Linked DNA regions of Homo sapiens: region 1 is linked to region 2. A link is an interaction called in ENCODE POLR2A ChIA-PET data of the cell type or tissue named here. Cell type or tissue: HepG2. All regions are shown on one strand. Links, peaks and the distances in the headings refer to the core of each region. The heading gives the core; the rest is flanking DNA.

Region 1 (10,640 bases), core at 1,209-9,208, 340 kb after region 2:
GAGGAGAGGTCTTTTCACTTAGAATTTGAGGAAAGAGAATAAAGAGTAAAATTCTCAGTAATGACACAGACTAGAAAATAGGAGGAGGGGCTGAGCACGGTGGCTCACACGTGTCATCCCTGAACTTTAGGAAACCAAGGTGGGAGAAACCGCTGAGCCCAGGAGTTAGAGGCCAGCCTGGCCAACATACTGAGATCCCATCTCTTAAGGAAAAAAAAGAAAGAAGAAGAAAATAGGAGGAGTAATCTATATTGCATAAACAAATTAGAATTCAAAAAGACATTTAAAAAGATGTTTTTGCTTTGACCAACTGACCTCATGATTATCTAACCTGAGATCATCACTTGAATGGAGTAAACGGTCAAGGGGTCTGATTCGGTGCTTGGGACTGGAGATAAATCATTGGGATGTGGCTGTGGCTCTGAAGAGGTGCCTAATCTATACGAGACAGACACATAAACCAACAATCCTTCATTGCTGTCAGTGAAGTATTCAGTAGAAGTAACTATGCAGAAAGGTGCTATTGAGTCTGGGATGTGAAGAGGGATAGTTGGAGACAGAGTGCCCAGCTTTGAACAGTGACCTCTGAGCTCACTCTTAAATAATAAAACACACTAACAGCTGTGATTCTGGATGCCCAGGCTTCATTGGTCCCTGACCCCTGTCCAGGCCTGTCTCTCCAGTGTGACAAGTACTCCAGTGCTACCCCAAATTCCTTCAGTTAATTCTTTCTCTGTTGAATTCATCAGATTCAATTGCTGTTGCCTGCAATCAAAACCCTATCAAAGATTTTGTATCAAAGAGAAGATGCGCTACAAGAAACTGGAATGGCTGGGAATGGGGAGGTACTGGTTCACGAGTAAGGCATTTCCAGTTTTGCAAGATGAAAGAGTTCCATGGCTAGACAGGGGTGATGGCTGCCAACAGTGTGCATGCATGTAATGCCACCAAACCATACACTTTAATGTGGCTAAGAGAGTCCATTTTGTCATGTGTATTTTACCACCTTTTTGAGATGGAGTCTCGCTCTGTCGCCAGGCTAGAGTGCAGTGGCACCATCTTGGCTCACTGCAATCTCCGCCTCTCAGGTTCAAGCGATTCTCCTGCCTCAGCCTCCCGAGAGGCTGGGATTACAGGTGCGTGCCACCACACCCAGCTAATTTTTGTATTTTTAGTAGAGACGGGGTTTCACCATATTGGCCAGGATGGTCTCTACCTCCTGACCTCGTGATCCACCTGCCTCAGCCTCCCAAAGTGCTGGGATTACAGGCGTGAGCCACCGCGGCCGGCCTTACCACCATTTTTTAAAAATTGCTTTAAGAAATTGGAATGGCTGAGTGAAGGGAAGTGGGTACTCAGAGTCCCACAATCCCAGTGTGGGGAAGTTGCTCATTCTTGATACACCAGAGAGCAAAAGCAGAGTGGGTTAAACTGCCCCTGTTGTCTGTTAGACCCAAAACTGTGTGCCTCTTCATTCTAGGCTATTTTAAAATTGCCTCAAGGCAGATGTGGTGGGGATTAGCAGGGCTGTGGGACTTACTGTTAAGACCCAGGAATTCCCAGAACCACAGACCTCATCTAGGTGAGATCACTGGCTGCCATTACCAGCCCATGGAATTGACTAGACACAAAACTCAGAGCCTGAGTTTTCCTGGGAGCAGTTTTGCCAAAGACATTCTCAGTAAGGCTGGAACAAGCCTGTGGCTATTCAACCCCAAGACAACCAATCCTGAAGCCCCAGACTAATGCCAAGCAGCACCCAAGAAAAGGAGCTTTGCCAGTGCCTACCCCATCCAGGTGCAGCTGCAGAGGACAATGACCAAGCGAGATTCTCACCCTGGACGGACTTCAGCAGAGGCAAGCTGCCAGACCGGCTGACCAAAGCAAACGCTCCCAGCTGTTCCTGTTCAGCCAGCTACCCCACTGTGAGTGTCTTATTTTCCCCTTTTCCAAATAGAAGGTTCATTGTAGTCATCCTGTTCTTTCTTGCCCATTGCAGGTTCAATGTTTTGAGAGACATAGCCTATTTAGTCATAAATCACCAGATAATTAAAAAAAAAAAAAACCTCCTTTCAGGTGTAATATTACCCAGAAATCCTTGCAATACTTAGCTGCATATTCGGGTCACCTCCCTGGAGAAAGGGAGCATGTGCATTTCACGAAGCCAGGGGCATTTCTGAAGGTGGATGGATTATCCAAGGTGTGGAATGCAGGGTCACCGTGCCTGACTTTACCCCTGGCTCAAAAGGTAAGAAAAAAAGGTAATTCTATCTCCTCCTTGCCACGGTGACTGGTTGCAGGATGAACAGATCTCAGCCTCTGTGGGCCCTGAGACACAACAGAAGATTTAAGGCACAGGAGGCCGTTCTCTTTCCTTTACAAGTACACAGTTATAAACAAACAAACAAAAAAAAAAAAAAAAGAGGGCATAGCTCTGGCTGGGCATGGTGGCTCACACCTGTAATCCCAGCACTTTGGTAGGCCGAGGCAGGTGGATCACTTGAGGTCAGGAGCTCAAGACCAGCCTGGCCAACATGGTGAAACCCCATCTCCATTAAAAATACAAAAATTAGCTGGGTGTGGTGGTACATGCCTGTAGTCCCAGCTACTCGGGAGGATGGGGCAGGAGAATCGCTTAAACCCAGGAGGTGGAGGTTGCAGTGAACCAAGATGGTGTCACTGCACTCTTGCTTGGGCTACAGAGTGAGACTGTCTTGAAAAAAAGTAAAAAAATAAAAAAAGGCATAGCTCTGTCAGTGGCAGCCAGCCTAGGACCAAGAAGCCCTGGAAAGAGCCAGGCTGTAGAAGGGAAAGCAGAAAAAACAATGAACCTGGTTCCTGAAGACATCCCTGAGCTGGCCCATTTCCCTACTGTCTAGGTGAACATTTCCTAATTGAGACATCATAGCTGAACAACATAACTAGTTCCCATGACAACTATCAATTATCTTTCACAATTTATGGGCCACCATAAAACACGAATTGAGACAGACCAACTCAAGCCTCACAATTCTAAGATGCCATCAACTGTCAGCTGTCACTTTTTGGGGGTGAGAGGAGTGGAGGAGGATGGTGTGAGTACAAGAAACCTACCAACACTTTAAACACATATCGACTGCAACATGAATTCAGAATTATTAAAAGGCTGGGGGAAGGGGGACAAGGACAAGTCTCTGATTAAAAGTAACATGGTGTTTGTCAACTCCTCCCTTCTGTTTGGGAAGAGATACACTTTAGGTCACACCCAACAGTGGCTGGATATTACAAGTCAGTTGAAAGAAACACTGAAGAGCTGACCGCTCACAGGTGAGTATAGCTATGCATAGCTATCACTTTGATATCTAAACCTATTCAACACCTTATACGGTCATGAAAAGGTCTCTAACTCAAAACCTAAGAAAACAATAATAAGGAGAAATGGATTTGAGTCTGATCACAGGAGACAATTTCCATAGCACACACAAAAAATTTCAGAGAACCCAAACCACTACTAGCAATGTAAATTACTTTCACGCAACTGGAGTGCACAGAAGGATGGAAATTCAAACTTTAAGTGTCCACAGTGGAGAGAAATGAAACATCTATTTTGCAAACTGCAAGTGGGGAAAAAGAAATACAATTTACCAGTCATTTTTTCCTTAAAATAGTCCTTGCTCTATCTCTCCAACTCCCAACGTAGTGGTGAGCTCCTAATATGAAAATGACCTGGTAATCCTTAGACACAAAACACAAGGCAGACCCTAAATAAGTGTTCCACTGAACAAACACTATATCAGTATTTGTGCTGAACAAGTACTATAACTTTCACTTGAAGCTTGAAGTACATGCCTTTCAGGGATTTTTAAACTCACTTTTAAACTTACTTTTATATTAAGAAAAAAAGGTTTATTGTAGAAATATAGAAAACACATGTAAGCAAAACACAAGACAATAAAAAATTACCTATAATCCCCTTTGCTCAAAGATAACCTCCACTAACATGCTGGAATATATCCCTAGTTAGTTTTTCTTTTTTCTTGTTTTATAGAGACAGAGTCTCACTATGTTGCCCAGGCTGGTCTTGAACTCCTGGGTTCAAGTGATCCTCCCACCTCTATCTCCCAAAGTGGTTCAGATTACAGGCGTGAGCCACTGTGCCTAGCCCCTAGTCATTTTCTCTACATATAAACACTTAACCACAATAGGATTCTACTGGATCCACTGTCTTATAACCTACTTTTTCTATTTAATATTATACTGGTGACATCTTCGTGGTATTAAATATTCTTCAACACTGCCCCACCCCACCCATCACTCCCACAGCTGCAGTATACTCTTCTGTACCTCACTTCTCAAAAGGAGGAAAAGCTCTTACTCCTGGCTTAAAGTGTTCTCTTTAATAATAATACCAATAATATTCACTGAAAATTAAGGTATCAATTCCAAAGGCACGGCACATACCAATTTCTCAAGAATCAGCATAAGCATACTCTAGAATTCAACGTCAACATGGGAAGTTCAGCTCCCTGTAGATGTAGTTCAATCCAAGAGCCACATTCATTTATCTTCTGGTGTTAACAAGTGAGGAGGAAATACAGTCTGAAGCTTAAAAACCAAGTTACTGACAATAATTACGGCTGCATCCAATTGTCACACACAATGCATGAAGCACAAAAGGAATGAGAGCAAGGAGGAGAATACAAAGTGAAATGATTCAGTCTTGCTTTTTCTTTTTCTTTTGAAATGAGGTCTCATTCTGTTGCCCAGACTCGAGTGCGGTGGTGCAATCATTACTCAGCGCATTCCTGAACCCCGGTGCTCAAATTATCTTTCCACCTGGGCCTCTCAAGTAGCTGGGACCACAGGCATGGGGTCTCACCATGTTGTACAGGCTTTGCTTTTCCTTTAAACCTTGCACTCCTTCCTCTACCCAAAACAAACTGGGCAAGATGAAGTCAGCATGATGAGGACACCCAAAGACAACTCACTTAATAACTGAGAAGGAAAAATAGAGACTAGCAAAGAAAGCAGAAGATTCTCCACAAAGTCCCATTCTTCAGGTTCTCAGGGTAGTTAGGAGATTCGTAAGTAAGTTTGTGGAGCCTGTCACGCTGTGGGACACAAACACATTTTTTCCCCATTACTAAATAGTACTGAGTGCTTACTAAGCAAAGTAATTCTCTAAATAGATTAGGGTTACTTGCATTTTCTGAAAAACCAAAGTAACTTCCAGCATTAAGAAAAAAAGAACTTATACATGTAAATAAAACCCATTCAACACGAACATCTTCAATTAAACAAGAAAAATTAATAGAAAGGGTCTTCATCTCCTACATTACCTCTGACCCAAAGTCTGCCCTCACCGGCCTCCTCACATTAGTGACATCCAACACTCACTTGCCAAAACATAAAACTAAAACTTAACATCACATAGGTCAGGTAAAAGAAATGATTGGCTTTGCATTTTCCAACATTCATTCATAACAGATGTTCAAAGGGGACAACTCAGTGCAACCTCCGGTCAGCTAGGGCAGTGTTGGCCATGGTTCCCAAGTGCACTTCTCAGTATTACAACAATCTCAGCATTTACCCACAATGGGAATTCCAGCTTTACAACACACTTTTAAATATACATTATAAGACATGATCCAAAACTGCACCCAAGAGACGAAGAGCTAAACCTTGAGTCAGGTTGGAAACTGGAAATTAATTAGAATGTAAAAATTGTTGGCCGGGCACGGTGGCTCATGCCTGTAATCCCAGCACTTTGGGAGGCCGAGGCAGGTGGATCACAAGGTCAGGAGTTCGAGACCATCCTGCCTAACATGGTGAAACCCCGTCTCTACTAAAAATACAAAAAAATTAGCCGGGCGTGGTGGTGGGCACCTGTAGTCCCAGCTACTTGGGAGGCTGAGGCAGGCGAATGGCGTGAACCCGGGAGGCAGAGCTTGCAGTGAGCCGAGATTGCACCACTGCACTCCAGCCTGGGCGACAGAGTGAGACTCCATCTGGAAAGAAAAAAAAAAAATTGTTAACACAGGCAAGACCAGGAGCTGGAGATGCAAATCAGGCCCTTGTCACTGCACTTCTGGATCCCCTCAAAACAGGGAACACGGTCTCTGCCTGGTAGACAGGAGATGGAAACATGCCGGAGCCACTCAAGCAATCCATCTACATGTCACTTCAGTGTGCCTGGGAAACCATTGGTCCACTGCAGCCCAAACAAACAAAGTGACAGGTGATGGGACATCACCCAAACCAGCAAGAGGACAGTTCCCTTGGTTTGTTCATCCTCTTCATGGGACCACCATCCTTACAAGCCTTTCCAAGTTCCACCTTCACAGAACAGGTTTCACATCACAGCTTTTTTTTGAGACAAAGTCTCACTCTGTCACCCAGGGTGGAGTGCAGAGTTGCAATCTCAGCTCACCACAACCTCCATCTCCCAGGTTCAAGCGATTCTCCTGCTTCAGCCTCCCAAGTAGCTGGGATTACAGGGGCACGCCACGACGCCCAGCTAATTTTTGTATTTTTAGTAGAAACGGGGTTTTGCCATGTTGGTCAGGCTGGTCTTGAACTCCTGGCCTGAAGTGATCTGCCTGCCCTGGCCTCCCAAAGTGCTAGGATTATAGGCATGAGCCACCATGGGTGGCCACATCATAGCTTTTTAAACTTAAAAAAAAAAAAAAAGAAAAACTCACTTTTGAATGGCCCTTTTCTTTTGGTGAATAGGAGGTATAAAAAGAATACAAAATCTCTTGGTAGATGTCTGCCTGCCAAGAAGTCACCAAACACTGAATTTGATGACAGCAAGGGAATCTGAGAGCCTTGACATTTAACTTGGTGCGTTTTGAATCAATGCAGGACTGAAGTCAGGGACAAAAAGTTGACTGGAGTGTCAAATTTAAGCTAGTTACCCCAGATACACTTATATAATAAGGCTTTTCTCACCTAAAGGGATTACAATAATCAGCACTCCAGTTCAAAACAAAATATTACAATCATAGTGAGATTCTATTATTCATGAAACAAGAGGCCCAGATCTTTACATCGCCAACCACCAAACGCCCTGCTACAACTTCAGCCACGGTCTTGCATCAGGAATCAAGAATGTCTCTGCTAATCAAACACCAGTAGTTGTGATAATTATCAGCTCCTTCTCAGAGTAACAGAAAGTTACAGAAGGGTCCACACAGCAGAACTAGGACTATTTAGAAAGTCTCTACTAAATCTAAATCTAGTTTCTAGTTTTCTAAATCTAGTTTTTTTTATTCTCAACTCTAAATTATGCTATCATTTCCATATTCCAGCAACAAGCAACACCCGAGCCAACAGTAACATTAAACAGTGAACAGCACAAACATTGCCACCTATAGTCTGAAAATGAAATACATTTGAAATACAGTTGTGACCTGGAAGAGAAACAATGTAAAAACAGAAAGTAACATTTTGTCACACTTCTTCCACCCTTCTTTAATCCTCCTGCCCTGATACTTATTACCATTATATTATTTATATATTATTCTAATCCTCCTTAGCATGGACTACCAAAAGATCAACATATAGTTTGCTTTATCGCTAATTAACAAATATTTCAGTAAGACAGACCCACTTATTCAAATACCTGCAACATCAAAAAGCTTGAAAACTCTTAAGTTAGGATCTCTTTTTTTCACTGCTGCTACTCATCTAAGACTGGAAATTCAAGGGCAACAATAAAATCTGTTTAATGCAGATCTTGTAACTCAAAATAAAAAATTTAATTGGCTCTTAATCTATCACACATTGCCATGTTTTCATGATGCCATTTTAAACACCGCACAAGCAAACAGGTTATTAAATTAGCAATGGGCATAGTTGCTTCCTTTTGAAATGAATGCAAAAGTAATTTAGCAGAAACTCCAATGTACTGCTGCAATAATGTCACACTCAATCATTCTTAATATTTTTAAACAGTTTTATTCAGATGTAATTCATACACAACACAATTCATCCATTTGAAGGGTACAAAACTCAATGACTTTTAATATGTTGGGAGTTCTTCTTTGGGGTGATCTTTGTTTGTTTGCCTTTGTTTTCTGAGACAGTGTCTTGCTCTGTCACCCAGGCTGGAGTGCAGTGGCATGATCATGGCTCACTGCAGCCTCAACCTCCCAGGCTCAAGCCATCCTCCCACCTCAGCCTCCCCAGCAGCCAGGACCACAGGTGCGTGCCACAACACGCAACTAAGTTTTTGTATTTTTTGTAGAGGTGGGGTTTCACCACATTGCCCAGGCTGGTGTCAAACTCCTGGGCTCAAGCAATCTGTCCACCTCGGCCCCCCAAGATTATTCACTTTTCTTGGGAAAATATACCAGATATATTGAGGTACTCCAGAATCCCAAAACAAACTTTCCCAAGTAAGCTTCCTGGTGATGTGGGCACACACTGCATTGAAGAAATGCCTGAGTACCATGCAATGGTTTTCATTTGAATTGCATTCTGTAATGGTAAAGAAACTACAGTCATCTGAGGATCACCATTTGTCACTGTCCTCACCCTTTAAGCAAAACTATTACTATTCTTTTTTTATTTTTTATTTTTAGTTTTGCTCTTGTTGCCCAGGCTGGAGCACAATGGCCCGAACTTGTCTCACTGCAACCTCTGCCTCCCAGGTTCAAGCAATTCTCCTGCCTCAGCCTCCCGAGTAACTGGGATTACAGTTGCCTGCCACCAAGCCCAGCTAATTTTTGTATTTTTAGTAAAGACGGAGTTTCACCATGTTGGCCAGGCTGGTCTCAAACTCCTGACCTCAGGTGATCCTCCAGCCTCGGCCTCCCAAAGTGCTGGGATTACGGGCATGAGCCACTGCCCCAGCCTGTTATTATTGTGACAGAGTCTCACTCTGTCACCCAGTCTGGAGTGCAGTGGTGCGATCTCGGCTCACTGCAATCTCTGCCTTCAGGGTTCAAGCTATTCTCCTGCCTCAGCCTCCAGAGTAGCTGGGATTACAGGTGTCCACCACCACACCCAGCTGATTTTTTTTTCATTTATTTATTTATTTATTTTGTAGAGACAGGGTTTCACCATGTTGGCTGGGCTGGTCTCAAACTCCTGACCTCAAGTGATCCACCAGCCTTGGCCTCCAACGTGCTGGGATTACAGATGTGAGCCACTATGTCTGGCCTGAGCAAAATTATTTTTATTCCTTAAATTAAGGAAACTGATGTTCAATAATGAAATAAACAATCATAACATTCTGATTTAATAAAACTAAATATAATGAAAATTCAAATGTCAATGTCTACAAATTCCACAGACACTACATCATTGAAGAAAATAAATTCTATTCATTAGTCTTTTTTTTTTTTTTTTTTTTTTTGGAGACAGGGTCTCACTCTGTCGCCCAGGCTAGAGTGCAGTGGCATGATCTTGGCTCACTGCAACCTCTGCCTCCAGGTTTAAGTGATCCTTCCACCTCAGCCTCCCAAGTAGCTGGGACTACAGGCACGTGCCGCCATGTTTGGCTAACTTTTCTATTTTTTGTAGAGACGGGGTTTCACCACGTTGCCCAGCCTGGCCTCAAACTCCTGAACTCAAGTGATTCTCCTGCCTCGGCCTCCCAAAATGCTAGGATTACAGGAGTGATCACTGCACCCGGTCCCTATAATCAAATTTTAAAACAACATGTTATATTCATGAATTTTAAAAACTGATTTTAAATGTCACCATGAAAACTAGGTCCTTTTAACATTTGTTTCTCAAACATTACCTATATGTCCTGGGTATACAGTCTACCATCCAGCATCTAGGCCCGACACAGGCACTTGGACTTGGCATGACTGGGCAAGCCTTCTCTCTCTTCAGAAAACGGCCTGTCAGCATTCACCTTGAGATCCAAGCAAAATCTAAACCACAATTTTTGAAAGCAATCTTGTCCTCACCGTTTTGCACAGCTGCAAAGATGGCACATAGGGTTTCCCAAGTAATCTCTTGAAAATACACACAGGCCACTTTTTAAAAACTAACAACTATTCTTAATCACTTACAGACGGCCATCCAGTTGGCTATGATCTAGGCCCCCAGTTCCTTCTGTGCTAATGCCTATTTAAGAGCACTTCTCTTTTTCTAGCACTTTCCTCAAACACAGAAAAGCAGAAATCTGACTACTCGTTGACTTAAAAGTACTGAATGATTGGGGATATTGAAACTGATGGCATGGAGTTTTCCCAGGTTTCTAGTCACTGTAATTCATCAATTCTAAAATATCCTTTTTCTCATATTTCAACTTCTCTGAAATAAGGATGCTTCATAAGATGGACAGTATGTCATAACTTGACAGCAATTTTTTCTTCGTGGTACATGAAATAATGGCATATCTTAAAAGTGACAGCACACTAAAGTGAAAGAAATATGGCATCCACGCCAAAGGTTAGCCTTAAAGGTTTGTTATGAAGTGGATAATTATATGTAAACAAGTAGAAAGACCCCTAAGACAACAGAAAGTAGTGGTGACTGCAACCATAGCACAACTAGCTGCCACATCTCAAAGGACATAATGCCAGCCACTGACTGTAACTAGGTTAGAATGTGGCCCCAATTAAGCCAGATTTTTACCATTTTCATGAAATTTCCAAGCTTTAAAACACTCTAGAGACCACATTAAGCAGGGTTCCTGGTCA
Region 2 (10,640 bases), core at 1,739-9,738:
AGTGATTAATTCCATTCATTGTCATTAGAAAGGATGTAAAATATTTATTAAGGGCTTTGCCTGCAGAGGCACAACATAAATAGCATTAAGTCCTCCTGAAATGTAATTAGTGTACACATCAACCAGTTGATAATTTGTGGTGGGAAAGGCAGGAACTCAAGCTGGGACCAGGTTCCCGCATCCGAACTTGGACGAGTGCGTGGTGAAGGCTCGGCTCCAGGGACCATGCCTGCAGCTGCTCTCTGCCATCGCCTCTGCAAAAGTCTGTTAGGCAAATGCAAAAGTGCAAGCAGAACTTGCTTGAAGAACAACCACCCCCGAGGCACAGGGTGCTTAATCCACCCCTTCAAATCCTTGAGCATTTTCCACGGCCATGAGAAGTTTCTCTCGTAAATCTTCAAAGGTTTCATATGGAGGTAAGTCAAGGCGATTAAAGCTGCAAAAGGAACAAAAAGTGTAGGTGAAAAGCCACAACAGCACTTCCTCGATCTGGTTAATAGGGCATGAGGTTTGAGTAAGAGAATAAAAAAGCCTTAACCAACAATTTTGATTACCTGGAGAAAAAAACCCCAAAAACCTCTAGCTATGAAACATCCACACTAAATAAGCTCTTGTAATTTACAGAGAAAGAACATTTTCAAATGGTCCATGAAACCTTTGCTATAGTCAGATGCAGATCTCGGAGGAATCCTGGTGGGAAGGGAGTAACCGGCAAGATTTCCAAACCCTTGGAACACAGAGCTGATGCTTTTGGAGTTACCCACGAATTAAGACTGTGTCTATCTCTAATACTATTACTTATTCCACACTAGGCCTCAAGCCAAGTGCTTTTCTCCCTATTAACTCACTTCATTTTCATCACAACCCTATGAAGCAGGTCATGTTATCTCCATTCTGCACAGGAGCTCCTGGAGCAGAGACATAGGGCAAGGTTCCTGAGGTCACAGTCTTTGTCAAACGGCAGACCCACAAACAGAACCCAGGCTGTCCGGGGCTCGGGAACACCAGTGCTAAGCTACCTCCTCTGATCAAAGTCAGGCAAAATTGACATTTGCTATGTAAAGTTGCATTTAGAAAAAGTCCCTACATATCTGGAGGCTTCAGGTGGGGGCGGGGGCTGCAAATCGCCCTGGCAATAGTGAGGGTTTTCAGACAAATGGATGGCCTCTGTGCTTCTGTGACATGGGGAAACTGCACATATGAGTGCCAAGTGGATCGGATCAGTGGGCCCGGCATACAGCAAGGGCTCAATTACTCAAGAGATGGTATCAGTGTTAACACCTTTCAACATTTACTGTATGTCTACATGGGGCTCAAGACCAGAGCCTTTAGCCACAGAACCTGCACCTCTGTGTGTGTGTGTATGTGTTGGGGGGTGATTGCTGATGTGTATCTGTCATGAAAATGGCATGCACACTTGCCACAGCTCATTATGACGTAAGAGCTCATGTTCATGGAGTGCTCACCATGCCCCATCAGCCTTGTCTCAATGTTATGAACCCTGGCAATCACTTTGTAAGGCAGCTAATGCTTCACCCCTATTTCACAGAGGAGGAGCTTGAGACACAGCAAGGTTAGGTAACTTGCCCAAGGTCACACGGGGCCAGGTACAGCCCTGGGGTGCTCCAAAGCCCAGCTCTTGAAGTGCACTTGTGCTGCCTCTGCCGCGAGTGCTCAAACTGTGTTTAAAACCGCCCCCTCCAGGTATTGATGTGTGATTCCAAGAATGAGCAAAGTAACTTCTTGGGTTTTAAAAGCTAACCATTCACGTGCTCGCTTTGGCAGCACTTGCACATATACTAAAAGCTAACCGTTGTCACAGCAACAGAAAAGAAACACATACCGTAGAGGGCCGTTTAACAACCACTAAATATTGAATAAGTCCCACTGAGTTCCACTTGGATTCTCTAACAGCCACTAAACACTAAAAGACAGAGAATAACACTGTGCTTCTCAAACTGGGGTTCTCAGGAACCCAGGAATCCTAAAAGAGCAAGTACTAATACAGGCTTTTAACTTTCTATTATCATATTAATAAAGACAGGACTTCACATCTACAGATGGCATTTAAAAGAGCCTTTCACCGAAAGTGGCTTCAGGCTTTTCAGCTGGGGTTTCACAGTCCCGGGCCTGCAATCCCTATGGGGGTCTCAGGCCCATTCTTGAGAATCTGTGACCATTTTTTCCCTTTAAAAAAGGTGCACAGATTATTCAGGTTTGAGAAACACTGGCATGATGAAGAGAGAGGCAAAGACGGGATGTCAAGATCTGAGGTTCTGAATCATGCTGCTTAATGCTTCACCGCTTTGCATCCCAGTGTTATCTGTAAAAAAGTGGGTCATAACATCACCCACCTCTTAGGGCCACTGTGATGATGGTATGAGTCAATCGCATCAAGTGCTGAGCACCATCCCCGGAATGAACAGAGTGCTTGGTGAGTGTGAGTTCCTATCATTTCAGAGGTCAGGACACACGGACCTGGCTTTGCTCTGCACTAATGAGCTGGGTGACTTTAAGGAGCTCATTGTCCTCACAGGGCTTCAGCGTCCTCACGTGGAAGATGCATGGGCTGAACGAGATGATTTTTGTTTGCTTTAGAGTCTACCTAAAAGGGCAGGTGGGCCTGTGATTCTTAATGAAGAGTAATTTTAAATGTCTGAGTAGTGACCTTTTATAGAACAATGAAATGAAGTCCTTTGAATGTCAGACACTCAATAATCACCATTGGAAAGCTTAATGAAAGGTACCCTCATCACAGAGAACCAGATCCTTCAGCTTCTGCTCTTCTAGGAAATCAGATTTTTATTCTGAACTTTAATTGTGTATCATAAAACGTGGAAGAAATTAAACCTATGTATGGCAAAATTTTATGGCAGAACTGTTGCCACGAAACAGCCAGTGAAGTTTCTGTTTCCTATGTCAAAATACAGTCAGGGTCAGGTAGGGAGGAAAGCCATTTAGAAGAAACAGCAGAACAGTCCCACTCATGCTAGCCAGTGTTGCTTGCAACTGCCAGTCCTCTCCATCCGGGTCAAGTTAGTCTGGGGAGAACATCATTAGGAAAACTACACAGTTGCTTTATTTCCGTGACACATAAAGAGGAAAATAAGTTCTGGTAAGAGCCAGCTGGGTTGTTCCCTTCCTGTAGGTGGATCTTTGCCCTTCCTAGGGAAGAGCTGTGAATTTTCAACCCTGCCAGCCTATAAAAATCATCTGGGGAGCTTTGAAAATCCCACTGCCTGGGTCACACACCAGACCAATGAAGTCCAAATTCCAGGCATCAGTGATTTCTTTAAGGCTCTCTAGATGGTTCCAACATGCAGCTGAGGTTGAGAACCACTGAGTTCAGAGGTCTTATCTGGGAAGTTCTACTTGTGGCAGAATCATGTGGGCTCCGAAATAAAAAAGACAGTTCAATAGTAAGATATGTGTCCCTGAAGTCACAGAGAAACATGGGCTGAATGAACATGAAATTGGTTCACTAATTTGGTTTCCTTGGAAAAGTCTAAAAAGAAAGTGGGTATATCAACAGAGGCAGTGTATCTGGTGTAGTGGTAAAGGGTGCAGGCTCTAATTCTGGTAGCTCTGAGTTCAAATCCTGTGATCTGGGAATCTGTGACTCTGGTGAGCCCTGGGCCAGCCTTCTGACAGCCCAAGGGAATAACATATCTCATAAGGCTGCCATAAAGATTAAGCAGTGCCTGACCACAGATGATGACTGTGCCCAATAATTTCGCTTTTCCTAATCTTCATCCTGGTTAGTATTATGAGCTTGAGTTTCGCATCACCACCCACAGTCCTGGGGCTTGGCTCAACGCTGGTGCCTTCATATGGAGGCCAGTAGAACCCAGAAAACCACATATGACTTGGACACCATTTGGATAAAAGCTCTGAACTACTCAAACATTCTTCCCTTAGAATAAAGCCAGAGAACCACGGACAATGACTGCTCTGAATATTCATGAATTTTAGGCTGGAGTCAGCTTGCTTTCAAGGCTCTGACAGGCAATGACCACATTGTTTCCATCTGGAGAGTCACGTGAATGGTACGAATAGAAAAAAAAAACACCTTTCTGGTGAGGCAAGGGAATCCGACAGAAGTGAAAAACCTTTCACAGCCAATTTTTCGCAAACACATGTTCATGAGAATTCTCTCCTGGCCAGCACTTCTAGTGTAAGGGAGGGCGTTTCCTGCAGGGAGTGTTTGGTTGCTTATGTTAGCTCACTATGGCCAGAGCAGGCTTTGCAGCCCCCGCTGCATGAGAAACACAGGGCTACGCTGCTCACCGTTTTCCAGAAGGCCCACTTCTGCTGCTTCCTCAGGAGCAAGAAATAAAGGCCTTTGCAGAAAAACCAACACGAGGGACATGGGAGTTTGAGTTAGCAAGAGCTCCCTGAACCCGGCTTCAAGAAACTGATCCCATCCAGTCTGCATTTGTGCTGGGTTTCATGCAACTGTTCAGAAAACAACTGGGACCCTTCTGCGTCACTGTGCCTCCTGAGAGGGCCTTCTGAGGGCAGCCACGCTCCACGCTTGGGCATCCCTGGCCACGTGTCAGCCCTCTTACCCTCCTCCGACCACAGTCATGTTACTGCTCAATTCCAGGGAATTACAGGTTATTCATGGGCATAGAAGGCCTTTGAAAAAGGATGTTTCTACAGGGTATTTTGTCCTAACTTCTCAACCAATTTAAGGTTGGAGTAAAAACCCAACGTGTTTATTATACAGGTTGAGAGCTGCCTTATCTATGTATGCTGAACAGTGAAAGCTCCACTACCTAGAATAATGAGGGAAGGACTGGGCTCAGAGGAGAAATTCCCCACAGCAGGGAGGCCTGAGCCCTTTATGTGCCAAACATACTGAGTGCATTATGTCTTATTAGCACTACTGTACAATTTCTATTTTCATCCACATCACTGTCCTTTAATTCTCTAAGCTACTTACAGACAGGAAACAGAGCATTCAATAGCCTTGAGCCCAGCACCATACCCAGCTAAGCAGTTCAGATATTGCATTGACATGCATGTGTTTTTGTCACTCACCATGTGTGAGCTCTGGGCAGTTTCTCAGGACTGCCCCATTGCTCTATTGTAAACAGCTGAGGACCATTGGAACCTAGACAAGAAAAGAAAAAGAAATGTTAAGATTGCTTGGGGCAGAAGAATGAAGCTATGGTGTGGTCTGCAGTCCAGCTACTGTCAGGGCAGGGTTTGCCCCCAGGGGTGAGGCCCAAGACACTCTCTTCTGCTGCAACATTGATATTTAATGTTGAGGGAAGCCAGAGGTCTGCACAACCTCACAGAAAGACTCTGCTTAGTCTCCAGAATGGAACTGCACCAAGATTAACAAACACAACAGTTACGTGGAAAGGCAGGCAGCTACAGCCTCTCAGCTGGGCCCTGGAAATTTAAACTTCAAACTAGTTTTGTGGGTGGGAGGGTGAATGAAATGTGACTTTCAGTATGCAAAGTACAGAGTGATTTTTAAATCTATGGTAAACACTGAAAAATTCTGCCTACTGGAGGTGACTTTATACCTCAGTTTACGACCATATAAATGACCCTACAAAACCTAGTTTTTAACGATTTACTAAAAAACTAAACTAGGAAAAAAAAAAAAGAGCAGCCTTATGGACCTCTTCACAAACTGCCCCCCAATCCCTCGAAGTAGAAGCACCATGTTATCTATATAAAGTATAGATAACAGTACTTTCATTGAACTTTCATGGAACCTATGCATGGCACACTGTCCTGAAACTTAGCCTTCTGCAGAGGCCTGGCGGCAGGGTTCTTGGGCCAGAGTTCATGCCTGGCTGGAAATTCCCAGGAGGACAACTGAATCCAATGGTATCCTGCTCACCATAAAGTTCGGCAAATCCATTCATAGGTACTCGCGATGTCCCTGTGACAAACTGCAGTAACCGGATACGCTTTTCGGCGTCCATGAGTAGCACAGCCTATGAACAGAGGCAGAAGGTCATTATACCCCCCACGTGACCCATGGCACATGCTGCTGTCATGCAGGCAGGCAGAACTTAATCTTATTTATATTGCAATGTAAGACCTAGACAGTTGACTCTGAAAACTGAGTAGGTTTTTTATGGCCACAATACTAGCTGGCCTCTCTAATCTAAGAGACTGAGTGATCACAATGTCCGTCTCTTTCTTCTTCTGCCAATAGGCCAAAATAAATGATATAAAAAGCAAACTCTCTGATGGCACCAAGCTCATGTTTCTGTGTTCGAGGCTTACCAGTTCCCCCTAAGCCAATTATAAATATACAGTATTTAAGATTTGTCATCACAAGGGGAAGCCAGGTTATGAGATGGGATTTCAGATTGTAGACACGTTCCCTAGAAGACATCATTTTATAAAATGAAACAAAACAAAACAAAACAAAAACAAAACAACAAAGGCAAAGATGGGGTTCTAAAATAATCTGTGTATCTTACATATCTGCATTATTATGGGAATCCAGGTGGCTTTACTGGTAATGCCACTTGGACTGCTGTAGGCAAACATCTAAAACAAGCCAAGTGAGACCTGGACTAGGCTTTGAAGATTTTGCTTTTTTATCTCTGTATTCCTGCTGGCATTTGAAATAGTAATAAAAGGCATTTAGAAATGTGAAAAAGGCCGGGCATGGTGGCTCATGCCTGTAATCCCAGCACTTTGAGGGGCCGAGGTAGGAGGATTGCTTAAGCCCAAGAATTTGAATCCAGCCTGGGCAACACAGTGAGACCCCATCTTTAAAATAAATAAATAAATAAATAAAAATAAATTTGAAAAAGTTAAATGATTCCTTTTTGGGGTGAAGTAAATAATCAGCCTTTTTGGGGGATAACTGTTTTTTTTTTTTTAAGTTTGTTTACTATATCTCCTTTGGACTAACCCATTCCTATTTTACTTCCCTCCTAAGCTGAACAGGATACAAACAGTGGCCCTAAGATAATAAATCAAATGTTGTGTTATCTTTGGTTGAAAGATACACAGATCAAAATATTTGTTGGAATATATTTTAAAAATTGAGAAAACGACTTCTTAACAGAAAGTGGCATCTTGCAAAGCCATCCCTGAAGCCTGTTTCTGCCCTGAGAAGCCCCCCATTTCTATTTACGCATTGGAGGACCAGTCCCTCAAATAAAAGTCACTTTCACGAGGTGGTCAAGGAAGGCCAGTGTGCTTTTGTAGGGACCAACTTCATTCAAGTCTAGCTGTCTGCTACAGTTACAGAGGAGCCACCACGGGGCTGCTGGCTCAGTTTGCCTCTTCCCTCCCCCAGCAGTCCAAGCTCTAACAGACCCCAAAGCCAGCATCAGTCCTGAAGTCAGACCACAATGGAGGGCGCCACACAGCCCTCAATCCTGCCTCAGGTGGAGGACACCGGCTGGGGCTGGGCCCCGGAGTTACCTTCCAGAACCACTGAATGACGGGGTGGTTTGGGCAGTAGCCGTTCTTGTAAATAGAATGCTGTCTCCAGTCATTCACATCCACATCACCGAGGCCGCACATGAGCAACTAGGAAGAAAATTTACCAGATGTAAAAGCAGGATGTGAAAGGTGCGAGATCACACACTGAGAAATGACCACCCTCAGTGCCAGCATGTGGTCACTGTGCCGCGAAGGTAAGCTAGCAAATCATAACAACAGAGGAAGGCAGACACCTGTTCCAGGCTCCACCTGCCATAGCAGATCACAGAGGCAGCAGTCACGAGGGCAGCTCAATTCGAACCTTGCGCAAGCCACGGCATGTCGTATCGGATATAAAAATGCCACAGTCGTCCTCCCTACCCCTCTAGTCTTACGCATGGGACCTGTGGATTCTCTCACGCTCCAGCAGCATCTGTGCATTACCCTGGCTGCTTCTCCTCCTGAGAGGTTATTCCTCTGAATATCTAAAAGCATCTCCCTACCCACAAAAGAATTAGTGCTTATGACTCTCCTCCAGGTTGATCAATTCCAGTGATGACAAATCACCTCATCTGCCCAGAGGCCTAAGAATGGCAGACATACGCTAAGGCACAACTGGGTCTTCGACTTAGCATTTAGTCTAAGGTTTGCCGTTCCTATTATGCAACTCTCCATCAGGGGAGGTTTCCTGTGGACAAATGGAAGATATTTATGCAAAGGTACCAGAATGAAATGGAAACAGAACTAAGCCAGAAGCCTGGAAATAAAGTTCCTAGGCCTGACCGTGCCAAAACCTTGCTGGGTAAACCCAGCTGCTCTCTGCCTCAGTTTCCCACCTATCAGAGGAAAGGCTTGAGGTATATGATTTCTATAGACATCATCGATCTTGAACTTTCTGTTTTGAGATAAAAGTATAGAAGGCCAGTGTATGGGAAACACTCACTGGCTATGGACGGGGCAAATGGCCGAGTCCCACCAACGGCTTCTCAACAGACAGTCTTTCCCCTGTTTCTCTCGACACAACAAAGGGCGAGATATTCCTTTGTTTTTAAAATGGCTGTTACTCAACTATGTCAACACCAAGAAGCTGAACTAGACAATCACTAAACTACCTTTTGCTACAACCCTGTTGCCTTCTGACATTTTTCCTCACTCAACATAAACCACTTCAAGTTCAATGAGACGTCGTTCTACAGGCCCAAGTAGATGCTTACGGCCACCTTGTGGCCAAGACCCCCATTTGGCTGCCACGGTGGGGGTGGATGGGGATGCAGCAGAGGATACTTGGCCAGTCTGGTAGTGTAAGCAGGTTTCTGCTGTCCAGAGGGCTACTGCAAACCTTGTTTCTACTTGTTGTGGCAATTTGCCTCGCCTGGTGCATAGGGCCATGATCCCAGCTCTGCTCAGTGGCCTCTACTTACTAGGCATGTTCCAGAACTGCCCTCTGATGGACAAGGCAACTACAGCTGATTATTTTTGCTGTTCCTTACTCCTACATTGGCAAACAAGCCCCATAAGAGACATGTAATAGAACCACATTGGCAAATAAGCCCTATAAGAGACATGTAATATAATTCATCTAAAGTTACTCTCTAGGACATTATGGATCCAAGAATATTAAAATATTACTTGTAAAGTAATGAGAGATACTTTAAAAAATCCACTTTACATAAAATAATGTTTATAATACAAACCTCCAGCTCATTTTCATCAAAAATTTTAATCAAATCAATAGGAAGTAGTTCTGTGAATCCCTGAAAGAAAAAAAAAAAACATCTTAAACACCTATTGCCTTCAAAAAAAAAAAATTTCACAGGAAAAACAAACTTTTCTGGTTAGCCAGAAAAAAATATAATCTCTCCTGATGATTCCTATGTCAGTGACAGTATCAAGTAACTATAGTTCCAGTAAAAACAGCACAGTCACAATATAACAGTTTCGAAAAAGCATAGAATCTAGAAGATTCAAGTAGTGGAGTAATTTCTGAAACCTGATGAAAATATGGGATACTGTAGGCAGGGTGGATTCCAAAAGCCATTTATAACACTGCTGTGAGTCAGTGCGTCCTAAGATGCACAGGCTACAGATGTGTAAGAGACACGCTTAAAAATAACGTGCTGGAGGCAGGGAGAAGAAACACAGAGGGAGGCAGGTGATGGGTGCAGACACTGTGCGTACAGAAAACCATGCTCCAGTTCCCAGGTACCACTAACTGTGGCGTGATCTAGGATGAGCTCAGCTCTGCTGGGCCCTGCGCGCTGCGAACGCCGCGTTTCTGAAGGTGTGGACCGCCTGCGGTGGGGCCCAGGAATCTGCTTCCTGGGATTTCTTATCTAAATAAAGAGTGAAACCTGCCATTCTGTCCTCCCATTTTAAGTCCCTAAGGCCCCGAGCTGTTTCTGAGTGTGCTGCCCGGGCTTTCACGCATCCTGTGTAGGTACCTGAGTGAAGGGAAAGCATCACCCCACGAGAGCTCTGCCTCAGTGCAGAGAAAATCAGTCACGTGGACACGAGGCTGTTTCCTGTGTGATCTTTGAGGTAACTAATACTATATCATATTTAAGAAAGAATTTTGCTTTTGGTCCAAGTGGAATACTGTTTAAAATGATGAATCCCTCACCCACTGCTAGGGGCCTGGGAGCATCCCTGATATTAAAAGTTCGATCTGGGCAGTGCCCACTTTGCTCTGTAACAGGGTAAAAGCTGTCATGAGGTGGCTGGGTATAAAATAAATAAAAACTCAGCTTAAGAAAATGTGTTTTCCATGTATCTGTATAGAAGAGAACCTGCAATGAATTATGCCACAAAGAAAAAGGGCAGGGGATTAAAAAAAAATGTCCATGGCTGGGCGCGGCGGCTCATGCCTGTAATCCCAGCACTTTGGGAGGCCGGGGCGGGTGGATCATGAGGTCAGGAGATCAAGACCATCCTGGCCAACATGGTGAAACCCCGTCTCTACTAAAAATACAAAAATTAGCTGGGTGTGGTGGCGCGTGCCTGTAGTCCCAGCTACTTGGGAGGCTGAGGCAGGAGAATTGCTTGAACCCGGGAGGCAGAGGCTGCAGTGAGCCGAGATCGCACCACTGTACTCCAGCCTGGGTGACAGTGAGAATCTCTCTCAAAATCAATCAATCAATCAATCAATCAATCAATCAAGCCCAGGCAGCAGTGATCCAGGGAGGGAGGGGTGGCCAGGCACTTTGGGGACTGCGCTTCATCATTCAGCTCTG

What was found. ChIA-PET counts read pairs that join two places held together with the same protein. Peaks named below come from ENCODE experiments on the same cell type or tissue, not always from the same donor. Only the 100,000 strongest peaks of a DNase experiment are listed, where the experiment ranks them.
Region 1: POLR2A ChIA-PET joins it to region 2 with 44 read pairs; 3 of 35 experiments call an interaction of 5 or more read pairs at or near these places.

Annotation. Positions count from the first base shown.
Region 1 is chr18:58,048,677-58,059,316 of GRCh38, reverse strand. All of the region lies in intron 1 of NEDD4L (NEDD4 like E3 ubiquitin protein ligase), which reads right to left. Among named protein-coding and RNA genes, the nearest start is that of NEDD4L, 9.8 kb to the right of the region's middle. In HepG2, for the core only: a CTCF peak has its summit at 7,313; a DNase peak (open chromatin) is centred at 4,786; H3K4me3 peaks cover 1,522 bases.
Region 2 is chr18:58,385,963-58,396,602 of GRCh38, reverse strand. NEDD4L (NEDD4 like E3 ubiquitin protein ligase) reads right to left here. Exons shown (of 31, transcript NM_001144967.3): 27 at 9,105-9,164; 28 at 7,411-7,518; 29 at 5,861-5,957; 30 at 5,044-5,116; 31 at 1-436. The coding sequence ends at 334. Among named protein-coding and RNA genes, the nearest start is that of MIR122HG, 55 kb to the left of the region's middle. RefSeq lists an enhancer at 3,945-4,444. In HepG2, for the core only: no CTCF peak of the experiment used is centred there; no DNase peak of the experiment used is centred there.